Linked DNA regions of Homo sapiens: region 2 is linked to region 1. A link is a loop called in an ENCODE intact Hi-C map of the cell type or tissue named here. Cell type or tissue: CD4-positive, alpha-beta T cell. All regions are shown on one strand. Each heading gives the region's core, and the rest is flanking DNA. Links, peaks and the distances in the headings are about the cores only.

Region 1 (5,604 bases), core at 448-5,447:
CACTTGCTCCTGTCTGCTCGGTGGAGGCTCGCTCCTTCAGTTGTTGACTCCTGAACTTGTACGACCACTGCCCCAGGGCCTCACAGTCTCCCCTGGAGTGTCTTGCCTCCTTGGTGTCCGAGGAGCCCTAGGGCTGACAGCAAAAGACAGGGGCATGTACTGGAGGTGAGATGCTTCTTTCATGAGGTGAGTCATAGCCCCACGGAATGGTCCACCAGAGATGAGGGTGGAATGAGATGTGAGGCCCTGAGGATGCAGGGCAGGTTACCAGAGACAGATGAAACCATGGGCAAGGCAGACTTTGGCAATTTTGATTATTAAGAGGCTTTAGTTCCTTTTTTAAAAATACTCTTTTTAAAAAAGTATTTTCCTATATGATCTTATTATATATTCCCAGGTACATGAGTGGAATACAAGGTCACAGAGTCATACATTTAGGCTCCTCATGTCTGTACTCGTACTCAAAAGTTCTGTGCCGGAGAAGGGGAGGATGAAAGAAGCATAAAAACCCTCCTCTCAAAGGAGGCAAATTAATAGAGTAAGGACACACACTGGGGCTGGGTTAAACATAGTGTATTAGTGAGGGTTCCCTCAAGGGACAGAACTAATAGGATGTATATATATATCTATGTAAAGATATATATTATATATATTTTTTTATATGGGAGTTTATTAAGGAGTATTAACTCACGTGATCACAAGTTCCCTGTATTAGTTCGTTTTCACTCTGCTGATAAAGACATACCCAAGACTGGGATGAAAAGAGGTTTAATTGGACTTAGAGTTCCACATGGCTAGGGAGGCCTCAGAATCATGGCAGGAGATGAAAGGCACTCCTTACATGGTGGCGGCAAGAGAAAATGAGGAAGATGCAAAAGCGGAAACCCCTGATAAAACTATCAGATCTCATGAGACTTATTCCCTACCACGAGAATATGGGGGAACCACCCCCATGATTCAAGCTATCTCCCTCCGGGTCTCTCCCACAACACATGAGAATTATGGAGATTTGGGTCGGGACGTAGAGCCAAACCATATCAGTCCTACAATCGGCCACCTGCAAGCTGAGGAGCAAGGAGGCCAGTCTGAGTCCCAGAGCTGAAGAACTTGGAGTTTGATGTTCAAGGGCAGGAAGCATCTAGCACGGGAGAAAGAGGTAGGCTGGGAGGCTAAGCCAGTCTAGTCTTTCACCTTCTTCTGCCTGCTTTTATATTCTGGCATCATTCCCAAGGCATTCAAGCCAAATTGAAGCAAGTCTCTGGATCTGCCCTTTGGTTTAATAGGAAATGCAGCAGATAGATATAGAAACAAGTTAGACAACACCAAATCAACAGTGTGGGACATTCTACAGGGCAATTGATCTAATTTCTCCAATAACTTAATGACATGAAAACTACGTGAGAAAGAGTAGCAGTTAGAGACATAAGAGACTTCAGTGGTAGAATCTCTAAAAGTCATACGTGGACTTTGGATCCTGATTCAAAAACATCAACAGTTAAAAAATATTTTTGAGATAGTACAGGAAATTTAGAATATAGACTACACATTAAATGATGACAGGGAATAATAACTAATTTTGTTATTTGTAACAATGGCTGAATGATTAGATAAAAAAAGAAAAAAAGCTTATCAATTATAGATGAATACTGAAGTATTTAGGATAAAATAATATGATAGCTTGGATTTCTCTAGAAACATTCCAGTGGAAAAAAAAAAAAGAAAAAGTTAAAGAATAGATGAAACATGATTGGAAAATTATGGTAATTTTCATGCTGAATAGAGGAACTTGCAAACTTATACTTTTTTTTTTAGAGATGGGGTTTTGCTCTGCCACTCAGGCTGGAGAGCAGTGGCGTGATCATAGCTCCTGGCCTCAAGTAATCCTCCTGCCGTGGCCTCCCAAAGCACTGGGAATACAACATGAGCCACTGAGCCAGCTTTTCTTTCAATTCTTATACTTTTCTTTCAATTCTTATGTGTGTTCAAAATTTCCTGTAATACAAGCAAAAACAGTAGGGTTATTAAGATTGTTTCTTGTAAACATTAGAACCCAAAATATCAACTCCACCCACACACTGTGAGCACTCTGTATCGGAGACTGTGGGAGTGGGAGGGAGATGTTTGCTTTTTCTGGGATGGGATTACAAGTACTGGATGAAGGCAAAATTTCTTTTGATGGAGCCCAACAGGGGGAGAACATCAACATGAAGGCAGGTTTCCTGACTCGTGCAGCAGGGGAGACTGCACACCACAGGAGCCTAGAGACATCGAGTCAAACATAGGACTAGACAGGGCTGTTGTAGGATTTGGGGAGGGGTGAATTTAGGTAAAATTTAATGAAGCTGAGCTGGAGAGACTCAAGCACAGCAAGTTAGTGTGCCAAAGAGTTAACAGTAACCCTGACCTAAGAAGCCGATTCAGGTCCCTCAAAGGGAAAAGAAATGTGGAACGTTGTATGCAAAATTCCCACGTCTAGAGCTCTGCAATTGAGGGGGATATTGAAGCTACTTCTCCATTGGTCAGATTGGCCCATGTGGCTCAGCTCATATAGACAACAGTTAGATGTTCCATTTTATTGCTCTGATTTCAAACAACAAAGGCTTTAGAGAACAAAGTTTCTTAGCACTATGTCCTTGATGATAATTAACAAAGGCAGTTGTCAAAGGCTCACAGTGGCACCCCTAGAAGTCCTGACCAGCAAGTTAGCCATGTTCCTTCTTACAGACCATTCCTTACATGACCCTTCACCGCGAGCTGTACGATAAAGTTTAACTGAGAATGAAGGAACACACGTGTACCAATAACAATAATTGCACCCAATGTTCACTGAGTATTTACTATTTTCCAGGAATTGGGCTAAACAGCTTACAAGACGTGTCTCATTTCACTATCTACACTAAGTATTTAGACTCCAAATGGGGGTGGGCACATTCCCAATTTGGGAGATCGCAGCCCTAAGGGGATAATTTGCCTGGTTCCTCACTGAGCCAAGACCCCTCTCTGGATTTGCGCACATCATCTTCTGGTAGGTATACTTTTTTTTTTTTTTAATTTTATTTATTTTTTTTTTAGGAGGAACTGACTGCTTCCGTTTTCCCAGAATTCTATCAAATATCTTTCAAGTGTCCACATGTACCCAAGCGACGCACATTCCTCACATAGAGGAAGGCAAGGAAAGGTAAAGAAGACTGCCTGTGTTGTTCAGGCAGAACTGTCACCACACTCTTCCACAGCTCCTGCCTGCCTGCCATCTACACACACACTCACAACACACACTCAGAGAGGATCCACTCTCTCCTCCAGAGATCCTCTAGTTTCAACTGCTGCAGCCCAAAGTCCTGAACTTTGCTGCCCCCTATTGATAGGCCCAAAGACTATCACTGTTGCTGCAGGGGTTGTGCTAGCAAGTAAAACAATTTTTTTTCATTCATTTTTCTTGCTTTGCTTTACTTTTGAAAACAAATATAGAAAGGTTATGCAATTATTAAAAATATTATCAAATATATAGTTGCAAGAGCCATCATATTGAATATGTAATTGCAACTGACACATTCAGATCACTTTTGTTTGTACAGGTATAGACATACCAATGAATTCATCAGCATGAGAATTCAGTTTAAAAGGACTTAGCTTTATGATTTGACAAAGCTTGTCAAATTTGCTCGTTAGTGACACCAGCAACCTTATATCTCTCTATTAGCCTAAATTATTTTCATGTACTTCGGGATTAAAATTTGAACAGGGCCAGAGGCAGGTCTAGCCTCCCTCCCTGGGCCAACCCTGTATGCTTTACACTGGGTGTTCCAGCCATTGACAATTGCGCCCCTAGACCCTGCTCTCTTCCTTCTAAAACTCAGCTTACAAATCACTCTGAGGCTCTCTCTCACTGCCCAGGTGGGCATGAGGTCTCTGTGTTCCCAGAGCCTTGACTGTGTGTCAGGGTGCCGGAGGCCTCACCACTCCCATCGCCTGCTCACTAATCTCACCTGTTTCAAGCCCCTCAAGGGCAGGGGCTCTTTCCTATTTGGCCCTAGAGCTGGAGCATTGAGTGTGCCCAGCGTGATCAGAACTGTCTGCTGAATGCGTACGTGAAGAGGGTAGGGGAGAGCCAAATGAGACAGGATCAGCAGAGGCTGTAAGTGAAAACTGCAGAAGGAGGAGCATCTGATTCTGATGAGCAAACAGGGAAAAGCTTGCAATGGATGAGATGGACTTACATCAACAGCACAGGTGAAGAACGCTCGTGCTGTATTTTTCTTCATAGCATTTATAACAGACCGTCATTACCTCTTCGTGTGGCTGTTTAATTGGTTAAGTCCCTTTCTGCTCCTTAAACTGAATGCTTTTAACCTCACACCACATTGCTGGGTTGAGTTTCGCACCAAAAATTAGCTGAGTCATAGGAAGAGGTGTACAGCACAGTGAGGGTGGACCAGAGGCCAGGGAGGGAACCTGAGTTCACTAAAAAGGCAGAAAAAGACACAGGACTGGATATTAGCTGCAAGGAGGTGTGAAAGGGGTTTCTGAGGCCTGATATGATCTGGAACAGATCTTAGGCTCAGTGTCAGGAATGCCTGTTTTAAGTCATCTAAGAGCTGTGAAAAAGTGTAAATCATCTAATTACCCAGATTTCAGAGAGCTGTGAGAATCCTTCCAAGCCAGGTCCCAAATGAGCGGCAAGGTCAGCTGGGTACCCGGATACATCAGAATCTACCGTGCTTATCTCCTGCTCAATCTCAATTTGCTTCCATTGCCTCTCTCTTTCTTTGTAATTGGAGACAAAAAATGATCTTAGCTCATCTAGTTTCCATTTCCTGTTCTAAAGATAAGTAAATAGACCCAAAAAGCTAAAGTGAAGTAAAAACCATGATGGGGTAGACGTTCAGACTAACACCAGCTAACTTGCACTGTGTGCTTACTCTGTGCAAGGCACTTTTCTAAGTGCTTTATGTAATTATCATCTCAACCTGTTACAGGTTCAATTGTATCCCTCCTCCCTCCTTCAAAAAATACACTCTGCTACTCCAGTCGGCTCTCTTGTCCTCTTCTCCTTGAAACTGTAACCTGACTGTGATGAGGCAATGAAGGCTCTGCAATGAACTAATGACAATTTAATTCATTCTTGATTTATAATTTAGAAGATCCTCCCTCCAATCAAACAGCTCCCCAAAAAACCTACCTAAATTGCTTTTCCATTTCTCTAAATATTTATTAAAAAAAAGTTTCCATACTAATATATCTCATTAACCAGAAGATTGTTTCTGCATAATTCTATAATATTTATATCCAAAGCACTGTACTCTATTTCTCATTGCTCCTTTTCCTTACGGTAAATCTCACTTCCACTCACAGCACACAAAGAGAAAAAATTTCCTCCATCTGTTAGAAAACAAAAGGTCTCTAAAGAGCAAAATATTTTCATTTAGCAGATAACTATGACAAAATACTTAAAAATAACATTTATTCATTGAATTCCTTTACAGCACATGATCAATTGTTTGATGTACAAAAAGTATCTATGACACTAGTATTAAATTAAAATTAATTTTAAATTTTACCACAATAAATGTATACATAGTATAAGGAAAACTACAGATGCTTTCA
Region 2 (5,604 bases), core at 139-5,138, 600 kb after region 1:
TGCTGCACACTTGGCCTATTTAGGATTCAAGTTAGAAACTGTCAACTGAGAGATGTTAATTATCTTCTTTTTAAAAGTTGCTTGTAGATCCACTGTTTTAGCCCAGAATATTTCATAAAATGACACTGATACGTTTTGAATATATGTCCCCACCAAATCTCATGCTGAATTTTAATCCCCAGTGTTGGAGGCGGGGGCTGGTGGGAGGTGTTTGGGTCGTGGAGGCAGATCCCTCAGGCTTGGTGCTGACTTCCTGATACTAAGTTCCTGCAAGATCTGGTTGCTGTAAATTGTGGCACCTCCCCACCACTTTTCTCTCTTCCTCCTGCTGGCCTTCCACCATGAATAAAAGCTCCCTGAGGCTTCCCCTGGAAGTCTAACAGATGCCAGCAGCATGCTTGTACAGCCTGCAGAACTGTGAGCCAATTAAACCTCTTTTCTTTATAAACTACCCAGTCTCAGGTATTTCTTTATAGCAATACAAGAATGGACTAATACAGACACATCATTTTTTTGTGTGTGGTAAATTCTTCCAATTTCTCACCTTGCATTCCCAGTGCTGCCCTAACTGGACCTGGGGAGTTTCATCATACTTTCTTCAATACAAAGATTGTGAATACCTATGAACTCTTTTAAGACAATTTGTATTCTGCCATCAGGCTTCCTAAGCTACCTTGTGGATCCACATGCAACAGAATCAGAACTTTCAAAGCAGTCACCAAACATGTAACTGACAACTTAAAAAAAAAAAATTCAAAATGAAATTAACAAGCACCAAGGGTGTTATTATTCTCTTATATTTCTTTTAGCAGCATTCCATCACTATCTGCTTCTTCCACTTCAGAAACCTGCAAAACTGCTGTAGAATATCAAGCAGTTGTTCTAGTGAAGTCAATTATTTTTTAGCTCACTGCAAAACATCTGTTGACCCACGTTTTAGTCTTCTGTTCACTCTCTTCCAAGTATGTACTTGGGAAAACAACAGGACATCAACCAGGCAAGCTCATTACCATTTTCCACAGATAAATCTTTACAGTCGGTGTGAAAAATCTCACCCTGAACTATGGTGGCTGTAGTGAAAAGAACCATGGACAGACACAAGTATGACTTGTGAACATGATTCATAAAGCACCCAGAGCCCCAGTGTGGCAACACCAGATGAATGAAAAAGGTTCTACCATGTTATCAAAATCATGTCATTCTCACTTTCCCTCAACAGTACCTAAATTTTAAAAAGAATATAAGCATAATGATGAAATACTACAAAAGTATCAATTGAGATCACACTGCACTCAATGAAAATTATCCATGTTTATGAAAATAAAGATCTGTATCCAAAAAAATAGCAAAGTGTCCACAATAAATTATAAACACCAGGACATCAGGGACATTGATCTCTATATCCCAAAGCCTAGAAAAGTGCCCAGCACCTAATAACAATACTAACTTTTGAACATTTCACCACGTGCCAGGCACAGTTCTGATATGCTCCATGTTTCAACTTAAGGCTTACAGGCCAGGCTTACAGGCCACCAGTGAATCTATAAAGTTTCAGTTTATATATGAGAACTGAAGCACGGGATTAGATAATATTCCGAGACAACACAAATTAGTAGCAGATGGGTTAAACTCAGGCCGCGCATGTCTAGAATATGCACACTTACATGCTTGTTGAAAAAACTGTGTTGATTAGTATCAAACTAGCTTTAGAAAATAGAAGTTAAAAAAGGCAATAGACTTTGGCAAATTATTTGAGTAAAACGTCAAATGTCAGATATGTCGAGGCATGGGTAGCCTTCTAAGGGGTCACGTCTATGGAAGGAAAAAGTTTGGCTTAACAAATAGGAAAGTGAGAAAAAGAATGAAACAGTAAAATAACAGGATCTCGTGATGGGGAAAAGGCGGCCTGCCCAGACCTAAACGCCTCGCGGCCTCGCAGGCGACGCGGGGATGACTCAGCAGGACAGAAGGGAGGGAAGCTCCAGACGCCACGGCCCTCTTCGAGATGAAAGTACCTCCCATCCTAAGGGACTGGCGTTCCAGGAACAGCTGCGCTGGCTGAGCCGGCTCAGTGAGGCGGAGCGGCCAAGCCTTCAGTCCACTCCCACTCCCCGATGAAAAACCCAAGACCGGGTAGCGCAGCCCCTCCGCGCACGCGTAACACGAGGAGACACCGCCCACACGCCAGACGCGCTGTGATTGGCCCCAGCTACCCTCGGACCGAGATTCCTATTGGTCCCAGGTGTCGAGCATGCGCACTTTGGTCGTGGGCGCGTGTGTGGAATGGGAGGAGGTCGCGCTGTCCATGGGCGTCCTTGGCCTGCGCCACCCAGGTGAGCGCTCCGGAGGCTGCGATCCCCGGGTCCCGACCGCCCGCCTAGCACTGGCCTGATGGGGAAGCGTCCCGGGACTGGAAGGGCAGCCGGCTTGCGCGCGTGGTTCCCACGCCCCTCGGGCTCGGGGGATCGCTCCGGGTGCTGGCTGCGGGCTCGGCGGGGAGGACCCCGGGAGCGCGTCCCTGGGCCCCACGTCGGCCTCTGCGCGGGCAAGCCCCTGGGCTCTTTGGCTCTAGACGCTTTCCAGGCCTGGGGAAACCGCATGCGTGGACGTGGGAAACGGGGCGCGTGACGGGGAGGGGCGCGCCCCGGGGGCCTGTGGTCGTTCCGAGCTTCCACCTGGCCCGACGCAGGCATGTGCCCTGCCCGCCGCGTCGTCCCTGGGCCTGCGGGGGCTGGGGCCTCAGCTGAGAGTCCTGGGAAGGTGGTGCTGGATTGTGGCTCTGTCGCGGGGATGAGGGGTTGATCTGGGAAGCCCTCAGGATGTGTGTGTGGCTCCTGGAAGGTGACGCACATTGTTAGCTTCAGTAAGGTTTTCAACACCATGTTTCCGCAGAACTTGGTCATAATAACTATATCGCCTTCTAATAGTGCTTTTGGGGAGTTACTCATTTTAACAGCTACTACGTGTTGAATGTCCTCTTGTTTGCCAGGTGCAGTTCTCATCCCTAGGGGTGGAGAGTTGAAGAAGATATATTCAGTTATTTTCTTTTTTAATGCTTGAGCTAACAATGATTTTATCCTTTGCTTTCTTAAAGGTTTAATTTGCTCTTAGGTGGACAGAAAAGCATAAACTGAATTTTAACTACAAGTTGGTCACAGTTGAAAAGCCTCATGTGTGGTTTGAGTTTTAGCTTAGATCTCTCCTTACATGTCTTTCCTGACAGCTCCTCAGATTTAGACAGTGTGAGGATCAAAACTGTATGAAGGTGCTTTACTCTTGATAATCTGTGAACGTCAACTAGGAAAATTTTGAGTGTATTAGAAATGTTTTTCGAACTCTTTGAGAGTCTAGGCAATTTCACTTGGGTTCTGTGATTAATTTGCAAAGTATTAGGATGAAATCAAGAAACCTGCAGTTTTAATTGAATTGACTTTGGTTTTGTTTCTCAAAAAGTGGGACAACAAAAATACCTACTTAAGACTACTGTTTCAGGCACTGTCTAATTGCATTCATCAGATCTTATTATATTCATTCCATGAGGAATCGAAGACCTATTCAGTCAAGCAGCAGCCCAAGGTTACACGTCTAATAAAGGGCACATTCCCAGATCAAGCCCATGTAGGCTGACTCTAGATTCTGATTTTGAACTGCTCTGTTTCTGAATTGGAGTTTAACTCCTCTGTTACCCCTAGATTAATGGTGAGTATTTTCTCTCACCCAAGTTAATTCCATTAACTCTAATCAGAACCCTAATTTAGCATATTTCCAGTACAGTAGTTGCGGATCCATCCTACTCTAGAGTTTTTGTGCTATGTGTTAACTGTCTTTTATAAATGAAGGGACGGCTTCCTCTGTAACATACGGGAGCATTGTATAATCTTTGAACAGGCAAAAGCATTCCAGAGAAAAGATAGATGAATTTCATATATTTTTATTAAAACAATTTTATTAAAACATAGATAAATACTGGATTATTTAAGCAAGTTGCAGTCTATGTAGGTTAACCACTAAGCTATGCTTCCTCTCTTTGCATGCGTGTGTGTGTATACGTGTGTTTTTCCTAAAGATACATCAAGGCTTAGTACTTTCACAATGAGTTAAGTCCTGCGCTGTGCCTTGAAAGATGAAGGGAGGGAGTTAGAGGCAAAGATGAATTAACAGGTTAACAGGATCCGGGTCCAAGTCCTTAGATGCCTATTAAAGAGTTCAGGCTTCACTCTGCGGGAAGTAGGAAGATTTTTGAAAGACTAAGTACTGGAAGGACATGATCAGGTTTGCAACTTAGAACTATCACTGTGGCTGCAGACCTAAGAGTAGACGAGAAGGGTGGGTAGAAAGGTTAGGAAACTACATTTTCCGAAGAAAAACATGGAAAGAACTGAAAGGGTGATCCTGGAGTCAGAGCCAGGTAGAGAGTTTAGGGATTTAAGGAGGATTTGGTAAGAGATTTATTGTGAATCCTACATCCTAAAATTTTAATGTTTTTTTTTCTTTTCTAGAGATGATAAATAGCCAAAGACGTCAATGGCACCCATGGACATAGTAAGCATAGTAGGAGCTGAAAAACTAGAAGCAATGACAATGTCAACTATTTTGAGCAAAAAGAAGCAGTGTCTTCGGAACATTTGATCATAAAACCAGAAATTAAAGGATGAGAAAAACATTTTTCTGAAGCTTATACTTTCACATTTCCTAGAGAGCATATTTGTGTGGATGGGGGTGGGTAAACACTCAACAAAAGTTTCTTTAAAAAGAAGAAACCATCCTGGTTTGATGTAATCAATGGTTGCCCACTGCTCCCTTCCTGTGCCTGTGACCCTTCCCAAACTGCCCTGTTGCTTGCAGGCTCGCCTGAGCTGAAAGGCAGCCCTCACATCCCGTCGGCACCTCCCTGGGGCCTTCTTTACACCCTGGAGAACTTCACAGGGAATCTGTGTCTGTAACACAAAGGCTTCCTGGTCCAGATGTAGATACTAAGGCTGACTGGTTATTTAAGTCCTGCGGACTTACTCTGCCAAAATTATTTAATCATGTAAAAATAATTTATAATTCTTATAAAGTATCCCCTTCATAATATAATGAATGTTGGTGCTATTACATTTAAGTGCACATGTACAGTATACAAGATTATTAATAATAATGTTTTCAAATAGTTATTGTCAAAGCTATTTTTCTTATGTTTATGAAAGTGCTTATAAAATTCATGTTTTATGAGGCTGGAGATGTATATTTTGTAATTTCATTCTGATATTTGTTAATATTCGCTTCCAATGCTGGTTTTGTTTGATGAGACTGACATTGCCTAATTTCAAGCTTTTTGAATGTGTATTCTTTCAGGGCAAGTATGAAATAACTAGTAAAAAATATACAAATATGCTTAACAATAAGTAGACTTTCTCACATTGATTACTTACAACAGCTTTATGTGGGGTGAATCAGATGCCTGTATTACAGAAGCATCTAATGCAAAGCAAAATAAAAACACTTGCATGAGCGCACAGAGGTAGGTGTGGAAGAAAGTGAAACACTATTTTAGGTTTTAGTTACACTCTGCTGTGGTGTGCTGCCTAGTATTTGCAGGTTAATGCAAATACTAGGGGTTAT

Evidence for each region. Peaks named below come from ENCODE experiments on the same cell type or tissue, not always from the same donor. Only the 100,000 strongest peaks of a DNase experiment are listed, where the experiment ranks them.
Region 2: a loop joins it to region 1, with 5 times the contacts of the local background. A loop is called at or near these places in 4 of 110 quality-filtered maps.

The regions. Positions count from the first base shown.
Region 1 is chr5:7,853,715-7,859,318 of GRCh38, forward strand. It overlaps FASTKD3 (FAST kinase domains 3), which reads right to left. Exons shown (of 7, transcript NM_024091.4): 7 at 5,445-5,604. It also overlaps a transcript of MTRR not described here. Among named protein-coding and RNA genes, the nearest start is that of CFAP90, 5.4 kb to the left of the region's middle. In CD4-positive, alpha-beta T cell, for the core only: a CTCF peak has its summit at 3,368 (motif pointing left); a DNase peak (open chromatin) is centred at 3,337.
Region 2 is chr5:8,455,434-8,461,037 of GRCh38, forward strand. It overlaps LINC02226 (long intergenic non-protein coding RNA 2226), which reads right to left and starts at 2,131. Exons shown (of 6, transcript NR_039984.1): 1 at 2,016-2,131. It overlaps MIR4458HG (MIR4458 host gene), which reads left to right and starts at 2,254. Exons shown (of 2, transcript NR_039989.1): 1 at 2,254-2,333; 2 at 4,500-5,604. It overlaps MIR4458 (microRNA 4458), which reads left to right and starts at 5,492; the gene lies at 5,492-5,566. It also overlaps the pseudogene LOC100419318. RefSeq lists an enhancer at 1,844-1,943 and silencers at 2,464-2,513, 2,524-2,583. In CD4-positive, alpha-beta T cell, for the core only: no CTCF peak of the experiment used is centred there; a DNase peak (open chromatin) is centred at 2,218; H3K4me3 peaks cover 1,792 bases.